Regions from separate parts of the Homo sapiens genome. Here all the other regions are linked to region 1. The links are chromatin loops, found by intact Hi-C in ENCODE. Cell type or tissue: ascending aorta. All regions are shown on one strand. Region 1 has its middle 11 kb from the start of TVP23A. Region 2 overlaps LINC01290 (long intergenic non-protein coding RNA 1290). Region 3 overlaps NUBP1 (NUBP iron-sulfur cluster assembly factor 1, cytosolic). Region 4 overlaps LOC400499 (putative uncharacterized protein LOC400499).

Evidence for each region. Peaks named below come from ENCODE experiments on the same cell type or tissue, not always from the same donor. Only the 100,000 strongest peaks of a DNase experiment are listed, where the experiment ranks them.
Region 2: it touches region 1 in a loop (4-fold over the local background); 4 of 110 quality-filtered maps call a loop at or near these places.
Region 3: a loop joins it to region 1, with 5 times the contacts of the local background. A loop is called at or near these places in 42 of 110 quality-filtered maps.
Region 4: it touches region 1 in a loop (9-fold over the local background); 2 of 110 quality-filtered maps call a loop at or near these places.

The regions. Positions count from the first base shown.
Region 1 is chr16:10,827,098-10,832,097 of GRCh38, reverse strand. No RefSeq gene overlaps it. Among named protein-coding and RNA genes, the nearest start is that of TVP23A, 11 kb to the right of the region's middle. RefSeq lists a silencer at 3,083-3,152. In ascending aorta, no CTCF peak of the experiment used is centred here; DNase peaks (open chromatin) are centred at 3,027, 4,007 and 4,307; H3K4me3 peaks cover 1,549 bases; H3K27ac peaks cover 3,096 bases.
Region 2 is chr16:10,511,731-10,516,730 of GRCh38, reverse strand. LINC01290 (long intergenic non-protein coding RNA 1290) reads left to right here. Exons shown (of 2, transcript NR_149081.1): 2 at 1,499-1,889. Among named protein-coding and RNA genes, the nearest start is that of LINC01290, 14 kb to the left of the region's middle. In ascending aorta, a CTCF peak has its summit at 1,961 (motif pointing left); a DNase peak (open chromatin) is centred at 1,970; H3K27ac peaks cover 2,091 bases.
Region 3 is chr16:10,754,140-10,759,139 of GRCh38, reverse strand. It overlaps NUBP1 (NUBP iron-sulfur cluster assembly factor 1, cytosolic), which reads right to left. Exons shown (of 11, transcript NM_002484.4): 5 at 3,387-3,419; 6 at 2,360-2,450; 7 at 1,113-1,267. It also overlaps a transcript of TVP23A not described here. Among named protein-coding and RNA genes, the nearest start is that of NUBP1, 13 kb to the right of the region's middle. In ascending aorta, no CTCF peak of the experiment used is centred here; a DNase peak (open chromatin) is centred at 2,379; H3K27ac peaks cover 3,053 bases.
Region 4 is chr16:11,495,281-11,500,280 of GRCh38, reverse strand. The region is part of intron 10 of LOC400499 (putative uncharacterized protein LOC400499); the gene reads left to right. Among named protein-coding and RNA genes, the nearest start is that of LITAF, 89 kb to the left of the region's middle. RefSeq lists enhancers at 1,574-2,122, 2,614-2,908, 2,886-2,935. In ascending aorta, no CTCF peak of the experiment used is centred here; DNase peaks (open chromatin) are centred at 2,070, 2,760, 4,389, 4,720 and 1 weaker place; H3K27ac peaks cover 5,000 bases.

The DNA of each region.
Region 1 (5,000 bases):
TTCTGGGGAATCCCACCTGACAGCGGGTTTTTTTTTTTTGTCGTTGTTGTTTGTTTTTGAAACAGAGTCTCGCTTTGTCGCCCAAGCTGGAGGGCAATGGCACAATCTCAGCTCACTGCAACCTCTGCCTCCCAAGTTCAAGTGATTCTGCTGCCTCAGCCTCCTCAGTAGCTGGGATTACAGGCATGTGCCACCACAACCAGCTAATTTTTATATTTTTAGTAGAGACAGGGTTTTACCATGTTGGCCAGGCTGGTCTCAAACTCCTGACCTCAGATAATCTGTGTGTCTTGGCCTCCCAAAGTGCTGGGATTACAGGCATGAGCCACCATGCCCAGGTTACAACAGTAGGTTTTCAGGAGCAATGGCAAACTCGCCAGTGGCAGAGAATGAAGTGAGCACACTGGTGTCTGGGGGTGGTGAGCTCGACTCTGCAACCCCATCTAAGGGGGGATAGCACCGCTCAGCTCCCACCACAGGGAATTCAGGCTCCATGTCACCTGAGCTTCCTTAAGAAAAAACAGAAGTACAGACTTCAAAAAAAAAGTGACATCTGATTTTTCTTTTCTTTTCTTTCCTTTCTTTTTAAGAGACAGGGTCTCACTCTATCACCCAGGCTGGAGAGCAGTGATGTGATCACAGCTCACTGCAGGCTTGAACTCCAGGGCTCAAGCGATCCCACCACAGCCTCCCAAGTAGCAGGGACTGCAGGCACAGGCCACCATGCCCCGCCTGGTTAGTATTTTTATTTTTTATAAATAGATATGAGGTCTCGCTTTGTTGCCCAGGCTGGTCTTGAACTGGCTTCAAGAGATCCTCCTGCCTTGGCCTCCCAAAGTGCTGGAATTACTGGCGTGAGCTACTACACTTGGCCCCAATTTTCCAATACTGGCCATTAACTCCATGAACGCTGCCTATTTTTTTTTTTAACTATGCAGGTCCAACCCAAACATGTCTGGAGCCCAGAGTTGACCCTTGGGCAGGCACTTTGCAACCTTGGGTTAAAGGTTTGGCAGGGACTGTGCACCCCAGTTTTGTGTGATGGGAAAAGCTATGAGCAGGGAGCAGGTGGAGACCTGATATCTACTCATGGGTCTACCACTGGTTTGCTGTATGCACCTGCTTCAAAACCTCTCTGAGCCTCAATCACCTGATCTGTAAAATGGGTATCATGCCATGCACTTTACCTCCTGGAGTGAAAATAAAGGTGGCTTGACATAATTTATTTAGCAAACACTTACTATGTGCATGCAATGTGCTGAGTATGTGATAAAACATTAACTCCTAGCCAGACCCAGGGGCTCATGCCTGTACTCCTAGCACTTTGGGAGGCTGAGGCAGGAGGATCACTTGAGTCTATTCCAGACCACCCTGGGCTGCATAGCAAGACCTTGTCTCTATGAGAAATAAAAAATTAGCTGGGTGTGGGGTGTGCACCTGTAGTCCCAGCTACTAGGGAGGCTAAGGCAGGAGGATTGCCTGAGCCCAGGAATTGGAGGCTGTAGAGACCTATGATTGCAGCACTGCACTCCAGCCTGGGTGACAGTGAGACCCCCATCTAAAAGAAAAAAGAAAAAAAACAAATTAGCTCCTGCATTCTATCCAACAGCCCTGTAGGGAAAAGAAAGAGAGATCAGACTGTTACTGTGTCTATGTAGAAAGGAAAGACATAAGAGACTCCATTTTGAAAAAGACCTGTACTTTAAACAATTGCTTTGCTGAGATGTTGTTAATTTGTAGCTTTGCCCCAGCCACTTTGCCCCAGCCACTTTGACCCAACCTGGAGCTCACAAAAACATGTGTTGTATGAAATCAAGGTTTAAGGGATCTAGGGCTGTGCAGGACCTGCCTTGTTAACAAAACGTTTACAAGCAGTATACTTGGTAAAAGTTGTTGCCATTCTCTAGTCTCAATAAACCAGGGGCACAATGCACTATGGAAAGCCACAGGGACCTCTGCCCTTGAAAGCTGGGTATTGTCCAAGGTTTCTCCCCATGTGATAGTCTGAAATACGGTCTCGTGGGATGAGAAAGACCTGACTGTCCCCCAGCCCGACACCCGTAAAGGGTCTGTGCTGAGGTGGACTAGTAAGAGAGGAAAGCCTCTAGCAGCTGAGATAGAGGAAGGCCACTGTCTCCTGCCTGCCCCTGGGAACCGAATGTCTCGGTATAAAACCTGATTGTACATTTGTTCATTTCTGAGATGAGAGAAATACCGCCCTATGGTGGGAGGCGAGACATGTTTGCAGCAATGCTGCCTTGTTATTCTTTACTCCACTGAGATGTTTGGGTGGAGAGAAACATAAATCTGGCTTACGTGCACGTCCAGTCATAGTACCTTCCCTTGAACTTCATTATGACATAGATTCTATTGCTCACATGTTTATTGCTGATCTTCTCCTTATTATCACCCTGCCCTCCTACTGCATTCCTTTTTGCTGAAATAATGAAGATAATAATCGATAAAAACTGAGGGAACTCAGAGACCGGTGCCGGTGCCCGGTGCAGGTCCTTGGTATGCTGAGCGCGGGTCCCCTGGGCCCACTGTTATTTCTCTATACTTTGTCTCTGTGTCTTATTTCTTTTCTCAGTCTCTTGTCCCATCCGACTAGAAATACCCACAGGTGTGGAGGGGCAGGCCACCCCTTCACGGCCCTTAAAACAGGTCATGATTCTCATTTCACACTGAAGGAAACTGAGGTTCAGAGAGGTTTAGTAACTTGTCCAAGCTATTTATTTCCCGGCTGATAAGAGGCAGAGCTGAGCTTCAAAGCACGCTGACTGCAAAGTGTCTGAGTCCACAAACTGCTGTTTTGGTTTTTGTTGTTGTTGCTTTGGATACACAGGAAGGAGAGAGATGGGCAGTGACTCCCCGGCTTGCCTTGTGGGTCTCTGGACAAGCCGTCTGGGGAGGAACTGAGCCTGCGTGGGCGACGCTGGCACAGGGCAAAGCTTCCTGACCCAGTCTGGACAGGGGCCAGGGCTGGGCTAAACAACCTACCACTCTTTCTCCTCAGTGGAGCATTTCCCGTAAGTGGTGGCAGCCTGCCTGCTGGCTCGCAGACCTGCTAGGGCAGGCAGCCAGCCATTGCTTGGGCTCCTCCTGCAAGAGGCCCCCAGGGCTCCCAAATCGGGTCCTGGGTAATCTAAGTCCCGCTGCCCGCCCCAACCCAACCTCCCTGCGGCGGAGGGCCAGGCATGCTGCAGCGGCTACTCTGGGCTCCCCGCCTCATAGCTTAAATGCGTCCTCCATGTTGACATGCAGGGCAGGGCGTTTTGGGAGGGATGGGGACAGGTGGGCCTGTGCTGAAAGGTGGCGTGTGTGTGTGTGTGTGTGTGTGTGTGTGTGTGTGTGTGTGTGAAAGAGAGAACTAGATTGAGACCAGACCCCTCGGGAGGCAATAATCCAGGTCTCTGTGTCCCCTGAATTGTAAGGTCCTCATCAGGGGACTCTGCAGAGATTCGCTGCCAGGCGTGTGTTCTGAGTCGCTCATCCCTTTGTTCACCCACTCTCTGGCTGGCTTGTGGAATGCCAGCTGTGTACCTGGCCCCATGCTCTATGAACTTAAGAGACGCCTGCCCTTATGGAGACAGTACCCTAGTGGAGGCATGGGGAGGGGAATCTTACTAAACCAATAAGAAAACAAGAGAATTAGAGATCGTAGAAAGTGCTAGAAAGGGAACAAACATGTCAGGCCACAGTCTAGATCCCAGACCCTCAAGAGGGACTGAGAAACTGGGTGGGACATGAGCTGGGCTTCAGGGAAGGCCCCTTGCGGGGAGACCTCATATTTTCAGCCCTGAGAAAATCAGGAGGAGAAGGGCTTTCCTGGCCAGGGAGTCAGCAGGAGCGAAGGCCCTGAGCCAGGAAGAGGCTTGGAAGTTTCTGAAAATCTTGGAGTCTGGCCATTGTGGTCAGAGCATGATGAGTGGTGCAGGGAGAAGTGGGAAAGATCCGCAGTTCCTGACCAAGCAGGGCCCGGCTAGGTCACTTTCTCTAGTAGGGACAAGCTTCAGACCCCCCGGCTGCTAAGGGAGCGACCAGTGTCATGACCTCCCCAGCCCTGCCTCCATGGGAGGGGCCTGCCGACCTCTGGCTGCTCCAACAGGAGGCAGAGGTCCAGGGCCCATCCTGTCCACTGGGGTCACAGCCACTGTCCCCCATCCCGGCTGGCCGCAGAGAAGGCCCTGTTGACCTGACATTTCTGTCTCTTGTCCAGGCCCTTGAGTGACAAGAGGCCTTCTTTGGCCTGTTTGCTGACTTCTCCACGTCCCTGGTGACAGGGTGTGTTGCTGGGGAGGCCAGGCGGGCCACATCAAAACTTGGCTGTCCCTTTTGTTCCCTGGTCTGGAATTTCCCCTCTCTGTGCTTCTGGCATCCTGTCTCTACAAAAAATAAAATTAGCAGGCCGGGTGCGATGGCTTATGCCTGTAATCCCAACATTTTGGGAGCCCGAGACAGGAGGATCACTTGAGGTCAGGAGTTCCAGACCAGCCTGGCTAATGTGGCGAAACCCCATCTCTATTAAAAATACAAAAGTTAGCTGGGCGTGGTGGCGGGCGCCTGTAATCCCAGCTACTCAGGAGGCTGAGGCAGGAAATTGCTTGAACTCAGGAGGCGGATGTTGCAGTGAGCTGAGATGGTGCCATTGCACTCCAGCCTGGGTGACAGAGCAAGACTCTGTCTCAAAATAGATAAATAAATAAATAAAATAAAATAAGCTAGGCAGAGTGGGCATGTGCCTATGGTCCCAACTATACAGGAGGCTGAGGTGGGAGGATCACTTGAGCCCAGGATTTTGAGACCAGCCTGGGCAACATAGTGAGACCCCAACTCAAAAAAAAAAAAAAGGTAAAATTTATTTGCTTTGTCCCCCAGGCTGGAGTGCAGTGGTGTGATCTTGGCTCACTGACGCCTTCACCTCCTGGGTTCAAGCGACTGTCCTGCCTCAGCCTCCAGAGTAGCTGGGATTACAGGTGTGCACCACCACACCTGGCTAA
Region 2 (5,000 bases), 320 kb after region 1:
GCATGTCACATGGCCAGGGCAGGAGCAAGGGTGGGGGCGCCACACATTTTTATTTTATTTATTTATTTTTGAGACAGAATTTCACTCTTTTTGCCCAGGCTGGAGTGCAATGGCGTGATCTCGGCTCACTGCAACCTCCACCTCCCAGGTTCAAGTGATTCTCCTGCCTCAGCCTCCTGAGTAGCTGGGATTACAGGCAGGTGCCAACACCCCCAGCTAATTTTGTATTTTTAGTAGAGACGGGGTTTCACCATGTTGGCCAGGCTGGTCTCCTACTCCTGACCTCAGGTGATCTGCTCCCTCGGCCTCCCAAAGTGCTGGGATTACAGGCGTGAGCCACTACGCCCAGACACCACACAGTTTTAAATGACCAGATCTCATAAGAACTCACTATCACAAGGACAGCACCAAGTGGATGGCACTGAACCATTCATGAGAAACCACCTCCATGATCCAATCACCTCCAACCAGGCCCTACCTCCAACACTGGGGAGGAAAATTCAATGTGAGATTTGGGTGGGGACAAATATACAAACTACATCAACACCCCGAATTCTTTCTGGAGAGCTCTCTCTGCCTCCCTGTGGGCAATGTCTTGTAGAGGTCAATCAAAGTGACTTGTAGCATATGACCCAAGCCAGGCCAATCAACTTCCTCTTTCGGAGCCTCTCCTGGGCTCCCCAGTGGGATGCCACAAGGATGGAAACCCAGTTGATCTTGATTCCTCCAGCGCCTGTCTCCTATGAAGTCTCCCCTTCAGCCTCTTCTCTGATATTCTCCTTGCTGTGTGTTGAGCCTTCTCTAGCCCAGAGCAAGATTCTGGGGGTTACCCCATGTGCTTCCCCCAGCCCCTCTCCTGATTAAGTTCTGGTGCTCTCAGCAACTCTGAGTTTTCTGAAGGTTTTCTCTCCTTTTTTTTTTTTTTTTTGAGATGGAGTCTCACTCTGTCACCCAGGCTGGAGTACAGTGGCACAACCTCGGCTCACTGCAACCTCTGCCTCCTGGGTTCAAACGATTCTTGTGCCTCAGCCTCCCTAGTAGCTGGGACTACAGGTGCATATCACCACGCCCGGCTAATTTTTTTTTTGTATTTTTAGGAGAGACGGGGTTTCACCATGTTGGCCAGGCTGGTCTCAAACTCCTGACCTCAAGTGATCCTCCCGCCTCCGCCTTTCAAAGGCTGGGATTACAGGTGTGAGCCACCACACCTGGCTGAAGATTTTCTCTCTTATTCCATGACTGCATCCTGCTGCAATGCTCTGGAAACCTTCGTCCTGTTTTATATTTTCAAAGGGAGCAGAAAAGAGTTGAGGTTTCCTATGTGATTTATTTGGCCACATTCAACTTAGTCCATCAGATAAGCTTTGTTATCGTTGACTACATAGACTGCATGGCTTCTATGGTTTCATTGAGATTTGAACACTTTTCACTTGTGTTGGATTTTCAGCTTAAACTAATTTATTTTAATTGACGTCATTCAATTCCAATTTTATAAAAGGATGAACGCACGACGGAAAAGAGTAGGGAACATTTTGCTTGATGAGAAAATCCGCCAGCAAGGATGTTGGGCTCTAAGCAGAACTGAAGCTCTGGAATTAAGAACACAGCCAAGGAAGAGCTCTGGACTCTGAGTTTAAAGAAGCTGACTGACTTGTAAGGCAATTCCAGGTAAGATTGGTGAATCAAGTTAAGAATCAAAAGCAACTGAGATCAACGTGGAGGCCTGGAAGGTAAGGGCCATATTTTACCTAGATACTAGCTTAGAGACTTGCTACATTGGCACTGTATTTTAAGTATGTTATTTAGTAGTATTGTGAAATCAACTGGTTTCAACATTGAAAAGGATAAAAATAGCTTATGAAAACAAAACGGTTTTTTTTTTTTTTAAAGGATAAGGTGCATGTTTAATTTCAATTGCAGAAATGAAGGGAAGAGGCACTCCTGCCACCTGGTGGGCATTTATCCAAATTGTTTGTTCAGGTCTTTTAGGGGTGAAATTCGGGTTGTTGAATCTAGGTTGAACACACAAACATTCCAGCCCCAGCAGCAGTTGGGTCTTATTTCCTTCCCCTTGACCTGGGATCTGTACCTTTCTGTTTCCAATTAAGGCCTTTATAAATGAAAGCAACCTGGTTTGGCCAGATAAAAGTTCATGTCTCCTTGCCCGTGTCCTTGTGAACTGTATGACACTGCTCTCTGGAAATCTCGTGTGTGTACTTTTCACTTGTTAACCTCCTGTGTCCCCCACTACAAGGTCAGCTGCAAGAAGGCAGGGATTCTGTCTGGTCTTGCTATTCATGATAGTGCCTGGTACACTGTCTGGCATATTGGTCGATAGTTCCCTGATGAATGAAAATTTAACAAATAGGTGAAAACAGAGTTTTGGGTTGCCTGAGTGGCATGTTCCAAACCTTTACCATATGGTAAACCTCTTAGTTCAACTGCTAATAATTTCTTCTGTGTCTTGGGTTACAATCAACCTACCCAAGTTTGGCCTCTATCTTGCTGCAAGAAATAACTCCTGCCCATAGCTGTACCAGATTAGATTTATACAGAACCCAGTAGCCTGAAAGAAGACCTCCAATCCTACTACTTAACTATCCCAAATATCTCTCTGCTTGCTACTCATGGGTCCCAATTTGCAAGCAAGTGGTAGGTGAGTGTCCCTGGCTCATGGGACATTTTTTTTTTTTTCGTAAGGAGATAAGGGGTAGATAAGTAGAATTAGCCCAGTGGGAAATGATTTCAAGCTGCGGATTGATGATTAGGGTAATTTGTGGGTAGTCCAGAGAATGCCCCATGATCCTAAAGAATTACCATCATGCGTTGTTGCGATAGTGGTCAGATGAGTTTGAATTGATCATTGGCTGTGATTAGGGAGTCTCCTGTGCTGACCCATGTCCTCCCTTCAGAGGCATCTGGAACATCAATCCTGCAGATTATTCAGCTCATTAGGAATTCCCCGTGGAAGCTCAATACTTTCCTGAATCTGAATAGTTAAACCTCTGTGTTGCAAAAATCAAATACCATCTGGCTTTTGTGTTGTCTTGGCTAAATCCAGTCAATCCCAGCTTCTTCAATGGCATTTATGATATTCTGTTCCCACAAATCCAGAGAATCATAACTGGGTTAGAAACAGTTTTATTTAATCTTGGGTGTAGAAAGATTGTTTTCATAGATCAGACAGCATTTACCTCCATCAGAGTAAGAAAAAAGAATGTCCAGGTGTGTCCTTGCCCCAGTGATCACAGCATCTGTTGATATGTTCCTTGATATCAGTATATAGATCAAACTTACTGTCATCTTTAAAGAAGTTTACTTCATTCAAGTGCGGTGGCTCATGCCTGTAAAACCAGCACTTTGGGAAGCTGAAGTGGATGGATCACTTGAGGTCAGGAGTTCGACACTAGCCTGGCCAACATGGTAAAACCCTGTCTCTACTGAAAAAGTACAAAAATTAGCCAGGCATGGTGGCATGTGCCTGTAGTCCCAGCTACTCAGGAGCCTGAGGCATGAGAATCGCTCGAACCTGGGAGGTGGCGGTTGCAGTGAGCCAAGATCGTGCCACTGCATTCCAGCCTGGGCGACAGAGTGAGACTCCATCTGAAAAAAATAAATAAATAACTTAATGGCATTGACAAATGGTTGCCCACCCCACAAACCACCCACATACCCTAGTATCAAAATTATGGGAAATTGTTTCTTTCAAAGAGACTTCAGAAAAATATTGTATCCTGGTATAGAATGGATGGTTATTTCATTGTTTATATGAAAGGGCCTTGCTTGTTGACCAGTATTTGTATTTTAATTAATTTTTGTCCTTTCCCACTATCTAAGTAGCAAATCTGTCATAACTCCTGTGGTTACTGTCTTTTTAGACTTTGCCTGTGTGTTTGGATGTTTGGATTCCAGTAGAGAGGGTTCTTCCCCCGACACAGTCCCACCACTCGTAGTTCAATTGCAGGAGAGGAAAAACTTCATTTATCCTGTTAGATTCTGTGACTGGAGTCTGTAAGTTAAACTGACAACAGGTAGATGAACAGGAGGAAAGACATACAAATTTTAATATTTTTACATGCATGGGGCTTCACATAAAAGGAGCAAAAATGCAAAGCAGTGGTTAGACTTGGGGGCTTATATACCATTTTCCTTTTTTTTTTTTTTGAGATGGAGTCTTACCCTGTCACCCAGGCTGGAGTGCAATGGCATGATCTTGGTTCACTGCAACCTCCGCCTTCTGGATTCAAGCAATTCTCCTGCCTCTGCCTCCCAAGTAGCTGGAACTACAGGCACAAGCCACCACGCCTGGCTAATTTTTTGTATTTTTAGTAGAGACTGAGTTTTACCATGTTGGCCAGGCTGGTCTCGAACTCCTGACCTCAGGTGATCTGCCTGCCTTGGCCTCCCAAAGTGCTGGGATTAGAGGCATGAGCCACTGTGCATGATCAAAAAAAGCAATTTTTAAAAAAAAATTACCCAGGAGTGGTGGTGTGTGCCTGTAGTTGCAGATACTCAGGAGGCTGAAGTGGGGGGATCTCTTGAGCCCAAGAGTTGGAGGCTGCAGTGAGCCATGATTGTGTCACTGCACTCTAGCCTAGGTGACAGAGAATCTGAGAAAGAGAGAGGGAGGGAGGGAGAGTTTGGGTTCCTAGGGCTGGTAAGTTGTGGAAAGATGACTAGGAAGTGGTGGGTAAGGGTTGTTTAGTAATGTTTGTCATGCCAACTCATCTCTGTGCCAGTCACCCTGCCTTGGTATAGAGAAACATCTTTACATGGGGAATTTCCCTGCTTTTAGGCAGAAAGGGAGTGGGTAGAGAGCTCTTTTTGTCTGCAGTTTCTCAGTTGCCCTCAGCTCAAAATAATCCTTATGCCGAAGTGGCCTCTTCTGGGGTAATGTATTCTGATCCCCTTCAACACCAATAGAAAATCAAGGTAGATACACACCCCTCCTCCCAAAGTCTCAAGAGGGTGAAAGGCAGGAACTGCAAGGATTATATTTG
Region 3 (5,000 bases), 73 kb after region 1:
TGAGTGCTGGATGAGGTGAGACTATGGGTCGTCCTGACTGATTCTGGCCAGTGAGATCAAATCAAACCTCCTTTGCTGGGCTTTCTTAAGTGTGGAGGAGAACGTCATGAAGAGAAGTCAGGCGTAACTGTGGAGATGGAGAAGAGCCCTCAGTTTCTCAGGCCCCTGAGATGGATAGCACCATGGTCCTGCCTGCAGTTGCTCTCTGCAGGACTTACAGAGAGGAAACTTCCTATCGCTCTCCTCTCAGCTCGGGCTCACCATGGGCCTTGGAGTACAGCCACTAGGTGACTGCTACAGAGGGTTGCTGGGTGTCACTACGGAAGAAGCGAAGGCACCCAGTGGCTTATCCCGAAATCCCTATCTGCACCCAGCTGGTTCTGTTGAAAACTGGAGAGATTTCCTAAATCATCCTGGGATGTAAACGGAAAATCCACTGTAGGCTGGGGGACCTGACACATGGACACGGCAAGGCTGACGGGGCCAGGCAGCACAGTATGAATTATAACTGCACTGGTGGTTTCCCTAGTTTCCTCAAGGAAAGTTCAAAAAGCATTCTTGACCCACTATTGTTTAATCCATGGACTAAAAAAAAACCAAATCGTTGAATGGTTGTCAGCTGCAAATGTCTAGACCAAAGATGAAGTTTTTCTTATTTTTATCTTTTGGGACAAGGCCTCACTCGCTTGCGCTGGCTGGACTGCACTGGCGTGATCATGGCTCACTGCAACCTCCTTTCCCCAGGCTCAAATGATCCTCCTACCTCAGCCTCCCAAGTAGCTGGAACTACAGGCGCGAGCCACCATGCCTGGCTAATTTTAAAATATTTTTTGTAGAGATGGGGTTTTGCTATGTTTTTCAGGCTGGTCCCGAACTCGTGGGCTCAAGTGATCCTCCCATCTCAGCCTCCCAAAGTCCTGGGATTACAGGTGTGAATCACTGTGCTGGCTGAAGTTTTTAACACGAGGTTTCTGCAGACCCACATCAGATGCAGCTGCGGAACACACACTGGGAAGAGCCTTGGTGAGACCAGAGTATCAGAGCCAGGTAGGAAAGAAATCTCACAGTGTGGAGCACAGTTTGGACCCAGCTCCAGCTGGCAGCTCGCTCACCTGGGGAGTGGTGATGATCACTGCTCCATCGATGTGTGCTGTGGCCAGGTACCGGACGACCGAGAGGTGTTCATCCGACGTCCCAGGTGGGGTGTCCACAATGAGGTAGTCGACCTCTCCCCAGTCCACATCTCGGAGGAACTGCTTGATCATGCCTAGAAAGAGGAATCCACAGGGGATGCTTACTTTTCCTTTCTTTTCTGTACTTTCAACTCCCTCTTTTTTTTTTAAAGGATGGGGTCTTGCTATGTTGCCCAGGTTGGCTCTTAACTCTGAGGCTCAAGCAATCCTCCCACCTCAGCCTCCCAAGTAACTAGGACTATAAGTGCGTGCCACTGTGCCCAGCTCACGGAGAAGCATGATCTGATCTTTTTGTGCCTTTGGTCTATGCTGTAAGTCAGTGGCTCTCAACTGGGAGTGAATTGCAATGTCTGGAGACATTTTGGGTTGTCACAAATAGAGTAGGGGGTGCTACTGGCATCTTGTGGGTAAAGGCCAGGGACACTGTTTAACACCCTATGGTGTAGAACACGGTCTACTCCTCCCCCCAACAAAGACTTATCTGGCTCAAAATATCAATAGTGCTGAGGCTAAAGCTTGCCCTGATAACACTTTCACATTATTACCTTAAGTCTCAGTACCAGATCAACCTCCTGTTGATCTCACCTCTCTGACCCAAATAAGCCACTATAAAACCATGATAAAAATAATTTCAGGGTTCTATAGCTTTTTTTTTGAGAAAAAGTCTCGCTCTGTCACACAGGCTGGAGTGCAGTGGCATGATCTTGGCTCACTGCAACCTCCGCCTCCTGGGTTCTCCTGCCTCAGCCTCTCGAGTAGCTGGGATTACAGGTACGTGCCACCATGCTCGGCTAATTTTTTATGTTTTTGGTAGAGACAGGGTTTCACCATGTCGGCGAGGCTGGTCTTGAACTCCTGACCTCAGGTGATCCACCTGCCTCGGCCTCCCAAAGTGCTGGGATTACAGGCGTGAGCTACCACACCCGACCAGGGTTCTACAGCTTTTAAGGAGAGAAAAACTCACAGCAGATATTTATAATTACGTAATGGAAACTGGTATTTCTATTAGCTCTTTTCAACCAGTGAAGAAAGAGGCACTGGATGGTTAAAAATAATATACTGTGAAGTCCAGCAGGCTGAGACTGGCAGGACAGGGAGCAGATAAAGCCAAGAGCCACAACGCTCGTGGAAGAATGTGAGAGACAAAAAAAGGCAGAGTGGCAAACCGTTTTTCTTGGGTCCCCTCCAGATAACAGCATCATCAGGACTGCTGAGCAGGAAGCCCACTGACATCACCCCCAGGTTGTCTTCCACGTACTGCAGAGGGAACAGGGTGAGGGCAAGACACGCTTTACTCAAAACCACACAGTGAGGCCCTCCCCCAGGTCTTCTGTTTGAGCTCTGACTGAAAAAAACATTTTCAGGACAAAACTACCATGTGACCTATGAGCATATTCACTCTTTGCTCCTAAATCATTTTTGGAAAAAAAAAAAAGGGTACCATGTTGGGGGATTTGAAAGAGGCACTGTATGTCCATGGGCTGCAGTGACGGCAATGACAGGGAACTCAGCTAAAATAAGTAAATGTCATCTCCTTAACTCTTTTATTTTTTTATTTTTCATTTTTTTGAGATGAAGTCTGGCTCTGTTGCCCAGGCTGGAGTGCATGGTGCAATCTCAGCTTGCTGCAGCCTCTGCCTCCCGGGTTCAAGCAATTCTCCTGCCTCAGCCTCCCGAGTAGCCAGTGTTACAGGCGCGTGCCACCATGCTCGGCTAATTTTTGTATCTTTAGTAGAGATGGGATTTCGCCATGTTGGCCAGGCTGGTCTCGAACTCCTGGCCTCAAGTGATCTGCCTGGCTTGGCCTCCTAAAGTGCTGGGATCACAGGTGTGAGCCACTGCACCCTGCCTCCTTAACTCTCTTAACCAGAGATTTACAAACTATGGACTTCAGGGCCAAATCTGGCCCACCATCTGTGTTTGTAAATAAACTTTTATTGGAATACTGTCCTGGTTGTTCAGTTACATATTACTACTTTTGTGCTACAACAGCAAGGAATGTAGGCCCACATGCTGAAAATCTTTACCGTCCCACACTTTACAGAAAAAGCCTGCCAATCACTGGTTTTAATCACATCCTCTGTGCCTCGAAAAGTACCCTAATAAATACCTATGGACCAACAAACCACAAACCCATTATGTACACACAACCACACACTACTGTGAAAATAGGGCAAAGAGGTGAAAACTCACCACTGGAGACCAGCCTGAGCCACTCTGGTGAACCTGTGTGAACATGAGCACCGATGTTCATTAGTAGAAATCATGTACCCTGGTCACATTTCATGCACAGACAAATTGTACAAAGTAAGACGATGGTTTTTTAAAATATAATTCATTGTCTTACATGGTACCACGAAATTCCTAAAAGGAGGTGAACAGCTAGGGCGTGGGTAATAAAGATGCAACTCAACTCCCTTTGTGCCCTAAGCTGGGTTATTTGGAAACTCTACTTGGATGTCTAGATAGGGAACCAAAGTTACTCAAGTTCAAATATGATGTTGTGTCTAAGGTATCTTAAAAGAGTCATAAAAATCGGCTGGGGACTGATGAGAAAATGCAGATACCTGTGGAGCAATGAGGTGGCTTTTGTAAAAGCACAGGAGTGAAGGGAATGAGCTCTCACGAAACAGCTGATTCAGAACCTGTCCCCAATCAGCTCCAGCCACAAAGGGGAGCTTCCTGGGGCAACAAGATTCAGACCTCTTCCCCCCAGCAGGTGTCCAGCAGCACACAAAGCGCACACTGAAAGTTTAATTTTCTTGATGAAGCCTTACTTTTCTCAACAGATTTACTGAGACATGATTCATAGACAATATGACTCACCCATTGAATGAGTGGCTTTCTGTACAGTCACAAGCATGCAGCCATCACCACAGTTTTATTTTTTATTTTTATTTTTGAGATGGGGTCTTGCCCTGTCGACCAGGCTGGAGTGCAGTGGCGTGATCCTGACTCACTGCAACCTCCACCTCCCAGGTTCAAGTGATTCTCCTGCCTTAGCCTCCCAGGTAGCTGAGATTATAGGTGCCCGCCACCATGCCCAGCTAATTTTTGTATTTTTTGTAGAGACGGGGTTTCACCATGTTGGCCAGCCTGGTCTCAAACTCCTGACCTCAAGTGATCCACCCGCCTTGGCCTCCCAAAGTGTTGGGATTGCAGGTGTGAGCCACTGTACCCAGTCACCACAATTTTAGAACATTTGCCTGACTCTTAAGAAGAATCCCTATACCCCTCAGCTGTCACCACCCCCCACAGTCTGTCTCACATCCTCCCAGCCTTACAGGACCCCTAATCCACTTTCTCTCACTGTGGACTGACCTATTCTGCACATTTCATGTAAGTGGAATCACACAACATGCGGTCCTCTGTGACTGACTTCGAAGTTCTATTAAAAGACACCCAGCCAGGCACAGTGGCTCACACCTGTAATCCAAACACTGCGGGAGGCTGAGGCGGGAGGATCACCTGAGGTCAGGAGTTCGAGACCAGCCTGGTCAACATGGTGAAACCCCAACTCTACTAAAAATACAAAAAATAGCTGGACGTGGTGGCGTGTGTCTGTAATGCCAGCTATTCAGGAGGCTGAGGCAGGAGAACTGCTTGAGCCCGGGAGGCGGAGGTTGTGGTGAGCCGAGATCGCGACACTGCACTCCAGCCTGGGCAACAAGAGTGAAACTCTGTCTCAATAAAATAAATAAAATAAAATAAAATAAAATAAAATAAAATAAACCCCACAAAACCATTCATTCCTATTTACACTCGTTTGCTAAGTCCATTTGTCTTAAAAGAGGGGTAAACAGGATG
Region 4 (5,000 bases), 670 kb before region 1:
CCACCTCAGCCTCCCACAGTGCTGGGATTACAGGTGTGAGCCACCACGCCCGACTGTTTTCTGGTCTCTATAAGGAGGATGGCAGTGGTACCTCTATCCTGGTCTTATAGTGAGGAATGAAATGCTGTGTGTGAAGTGGTTCTCCTGGTGTCTGGCACTAAATCTGAGCACTTGAAATCAGAGCTATTATATTTATAAACACACATATTTAATGAGTCTGGAGATTAGGAAATCTGTGTGAGATGAGGTCAATAATTTCTACGATATGTGGAGGTCTCATTTAACCCTTGAGGTGTCTCTATGAAGTAGGTGCTCTCATCAACCCCATTTTGCAGGTGAGAAAACCGAGGCCCAAAGAGGTAGGGCAGCTTGCCCAAGGGATTGCAGCTGCTCTGCCCTTCACCTCAATTCTGACCTGAGACCTTGGGGTGTGTCCTCACTTTCCTGGGCAAGGGGGTGTCACCTGTCACTCCCCATCTTGTCCCGGCTAATAGTGAGTGCCAAGTCAGATGGCATCGGTAGGGAGCGGGAGTGAAGACACAGCTGGTGCCAGGCAGCTGGGGTCCCTGGGGGCATCAGAGACCCCTGCATTGGTAGAATGGACCCTACCAGGATCTGAGAGCCCCTGGAGCTGGTCCAGCCCTGGCTGTCCCTCCAGGTGGAATATAGGGAGCCCTTGCCTTCTGGCCCCTGACCGCAGGGTTTGAGGTGGGGCTGTTCCAGGTAGACTGTGTTGTTGGCTCTGCTCAGCAGACAAGAATCAGGCACTGACTCAGAGCCAGGCCCAGATTGGGTCCCAAGAGGCATCACCCACAGTTCACAGCCTAGCAGGTGGCACGCTGGCCACCAGGAATGCCAGAACCACCCAAGACCTGCCCTGGGCTTAGCCCATCTCCCTGGAAATGTCTGTCTCCTTCCCCTTCCCCCATTCCCCTCTGCCTCCCTTCCCCCTCTCCCCTCTCCCTCCCTTCCCCCCTCCCCTCTGCCTCCCTTCCCCCCTCCCCTCTGCCTCCCTTCCCCCCTCCCCTCTGCCTCCCTTCCCCCCTCCCCTCTGCCTCCCTTCCCCCCTCCCCTCTGCCTCCCTTCCCCCCTCCCCTCTGCCTCCCTCCCCCCTCCCCTCTGCCTCCCTTCCCCCCTCCCCTCTGCCTCCCTTCCCCCCTTCCTCTCTTTGCCCCCTTTCTCCCTTCCCCCTCCCCTCTTCCTCCCTTCCCCCCTCCCCCCCTTCCTCCTTTCACTCGTTTATTTGTACATATGTTCGATTCATGTGCAGTAACTAAGAGCACAAACCCATCTGGACTTCCTCATTTCAGATCCCAGCCCCATTCCTCACCAGCAGGACCTTGGGCAAGGTACTTTACTTTCCCAGGCCTCAATTTTCCCCGTCTGGACAATGGGACTATTTTGTAGAATGACCTTGCAGACCAGGTGAATTGTATGGTGTGTGCGGAGGGAAGTGGCTGTTGCCATTAGTCTGGGACACAGCACTGAGCCAAGCAGGTGGCATCGATCGGCTTGTGGAGCCCAGAAGCTTCCTCTACCTGCCTCACATGTGATGTTCCATGTGCAGGCCAGAGCTCATGCCTCTCTGGGCTGTATTTTCTTGTTCTGTCATCGAGTCAGCAAGGCCCTGCATGAGCCCTGGCAGGTTCTGGGAATGCACCGGGTTCGTGAAGCCTGGGGAGAGGAGGGGGGTGGGAAGTGGGGAGTGAGGGGCAAGCAGGGAGAGAGTATTTTAATGAACTTTTAATTTCGGATTAATTTTATTTATTTATTTAATTATTTAATCATTATTATTTTTTGAGACGGAGTCTCGCTCTGTTGCCCAGGCTGGAGTGCAGTGGCGCAATCTCGGCTCACTGCAACCTCCACCTCCCGGGTTCAAGTGATTCTCGTGCCTCAGCCTCCTGAGTAGCTGGGATTATGATGCACACCACCAGGCCCGGCTAATTTTTTTGTATTTTTAGTAGAAATGGGATTTCACCATGTTGGCCAGGCTTATCTCGAACTCCTGAGCTCATGTGATTTGCCTGCTTCGGCCTCCCAAAGTGCTGGGATTACAGGCATGAGTCACTGCGCCCGGCCTTCTTAATGGTGTCTTTCAATGAACAAAAGTTCTTCATGTTGGTGAAGTGTGGCTTCTTGATGCTTTGTAGCTGGTGTTTGATCTCCCCCAGGTCCCAGTGCTTCCTGGCTTGTCTTCTCCCAGTTCTGTTTTCTTAGCTTTTCAGGGAGGGTTGGTTTGAGCATGATGACTGAGCTTTAGAATCATGTTGGAAAAGTGAAATCAGCTTAATAAGGGTCACAGGTTTGAGGGTAATTTTATTTTTCCATCTTTAAAAATGAAAAAGTGAGTATTTTAAACAGACTTCTAACTGAAGTGTAAGTAAGCCTTCGTTAGAGATTTTTGCATTAAGATTGTTTTCTTCTCCTCCCATTTTTTTTTTAAATTTATTTCCCTTTCAAAATTGTTTGTTCTTCTCTTTGCGATGTGGTTTCTGGTTTTTGTGAAAACAGGGAAGGCTGGCCCTTCTGGGTTCATCCCCCGGGCAGCCATACACAGAACCAACTGGGTCATTACTGTGTGGACTGCTCAGCACCCAGGCCTCATGCTGGCCCAGTTGTCCTGGCAGGGCCACCGGAAGTGGCTCACAGATCTGGGCTCTCTGCCAGCCAAGTGGCACCAGCCTGCCCCACAGCCCTGCAGGCTGTGACCAGGCTTCTGGCTCCAGCTTTGGTCTGGGACAGGCCCGAGCCTGCCCTGTCTGTGCCCCCGCCGCCTTTCTTGGGCAAAGCAGTCAGAGGCGGGAACCTCCAGCAGGCGGCCCCTCCCATGTGCCGGAGAGCTTCTTAGTCTTTTTATAACCCCTGCCCTCCCAGCCAAGCCCGCTTGCCCTGCTCTGTATTAAGAAAACAGACAGCTTTGTTTTCTTTGCTCAAATATAGGGAAACATTGAATGTGCTTTTTCCAGGCTCCACACACCCCTGTCCTTTCACAAAGAAAATATGCAGTGAGATGCACACGCCAAGACCCACACGCATGCATCCTGAGCGCACGTGTACACACATGGGACACAACCCACACACACTGAAGCAGGCACCCATTGCACTGGGACGTGCACACGCACACTGGATCATGTGTACATGCACAGACCTGCACGTACACTGACACAGGCTCACACCAAGGCACAGGGACACACAAACACACAGGGATATGCACACACATGCTGGATCACGTGTACACACACAGACCTACACACACTGTTGCAGGCTCACACTGAGGCAGGCTTTCCCAGGACACCCACATGGGGAAATGCACGGACACACACCCACACCATAGACCTGTCAAGACACACACACACACACACACACACACACACACACACACACACACATTGAGGCATACACGCCAAGACTCACGTACCTGGAGATGCAGATATACACCCCAGTGTATGCACATGTGAAGACATGGCAGGACATGCACATACACACAGTAGGACACTCACCCAGTGGGACGTGTGGAGACAGCCACCCACACCTGGACACATGCATAGGCACACCAAGACACACTGGGCTGTGCGTGGGCACACAAGGGACACACAGTACACACACACGCACCTGGACGCATGGGCACATGCACACATCCAATGGGACACACGAGATGCCCACATGGGGACACGTGTGCACAGGCATCCACCAGGAAATACACGCATACTAGGGTACTCGAGTGCGCTGAGACACCTGCACACCCAAGTGGGAACGTACACACCCACAAGCACTAGGATTCTACAGCACACACCAATATGCACACACACAGATGCTTATGTTCACACCTTCACACAGTGTGCTCACACCCTAGCGTAGTAACACAGATCTGGTGAAGAGTCACGAATCCAGAGAAAGAACAGAGCTGGGCAGCTCGGGCGTGGTGGCTCACTCCTGTAATCCCAGCACTTTGGGAGGCTGAGGTGGGCAGATCACCTGAGGTCAGGAGTTCGAGACCAGCCTGGCCAATATGGTGAAACCCCATCTCTACTAAAAATACAAAAATTAGCCAGGCGTGGTGGCAGACATCTGTAATCCCAGCTACTCAGGAAGATGAGGCAGGAGAATCACTTGATCTCAGGAGGCAGAGGTTGCAGTGAGCTGAGATTGTGCCACTGGACTCCAGCCTGGGTGACAAGAGCAAGACTCCATCTCGAGAAAAAAAAAAAAAGGACAGAGCTAGGCAGAGATTTTATTTCTCCACAGCTGCCAAGCAGTCCCTGTTCTGGAGTGACGTGGGTCTAGCACAGAGGCCCCTGTTCACAGCCAGGGCCCCAGGGCTGGATTTTAGAGTGAGCCCAGAATTTGCATTTTGAGAAGCCGTGAGTGTTGGTATCATGCCTGGCCTGGGAGCCAGCCTCTCCTGGGTTAAGTCTCAGTTCTATCTATAGCTGTGGGCTACCTGAGGCACGTCCCTTACCCTTTCTGTGTCTCAGCTTCCTGTGTCTCAGCTTCCTGCTCTGCAAAATGGGAATGATAAGAAAGGCAACGTGTGTGACATGTTATCAGCAGTCTGGCTTGTAGTGAACACAGTTTGTTTACTAAGATTTGTTGGTCTAGACTAGGCACGGTGGCTCATGCCTGTAATCCCAGCACTTTGGGAGACCGAGGCGGGCAGATCACTTGAGGTCAGGGGTTCACCACCAGCCTGGCCAACATGGTGAAACCCGGCTTTACTAAAAATAGAAAAATGAGCCAAGGGTGGTGGCACGTGTCTGTAATCTCAGCTACGTGGGAGGCTGAGGCAGGGGAATCACATGAACCCAGGAGGTGGAGGTTGCAGTGGGCCTAGATAGGGCCACTGCACTCCAGGATGAATGAGAGAGCAAGACTCCATCTTAAAAAAAAAAAAAAAGATTTGTTGGTCTGATTTCTCTGAGGTGCCTGGGGCAGGGAGCAGCTGTGTCCTGAACCCCCTCCTGTTTGCCTTCCTTTCACTGAAGCCCTGGAGTGAGGGT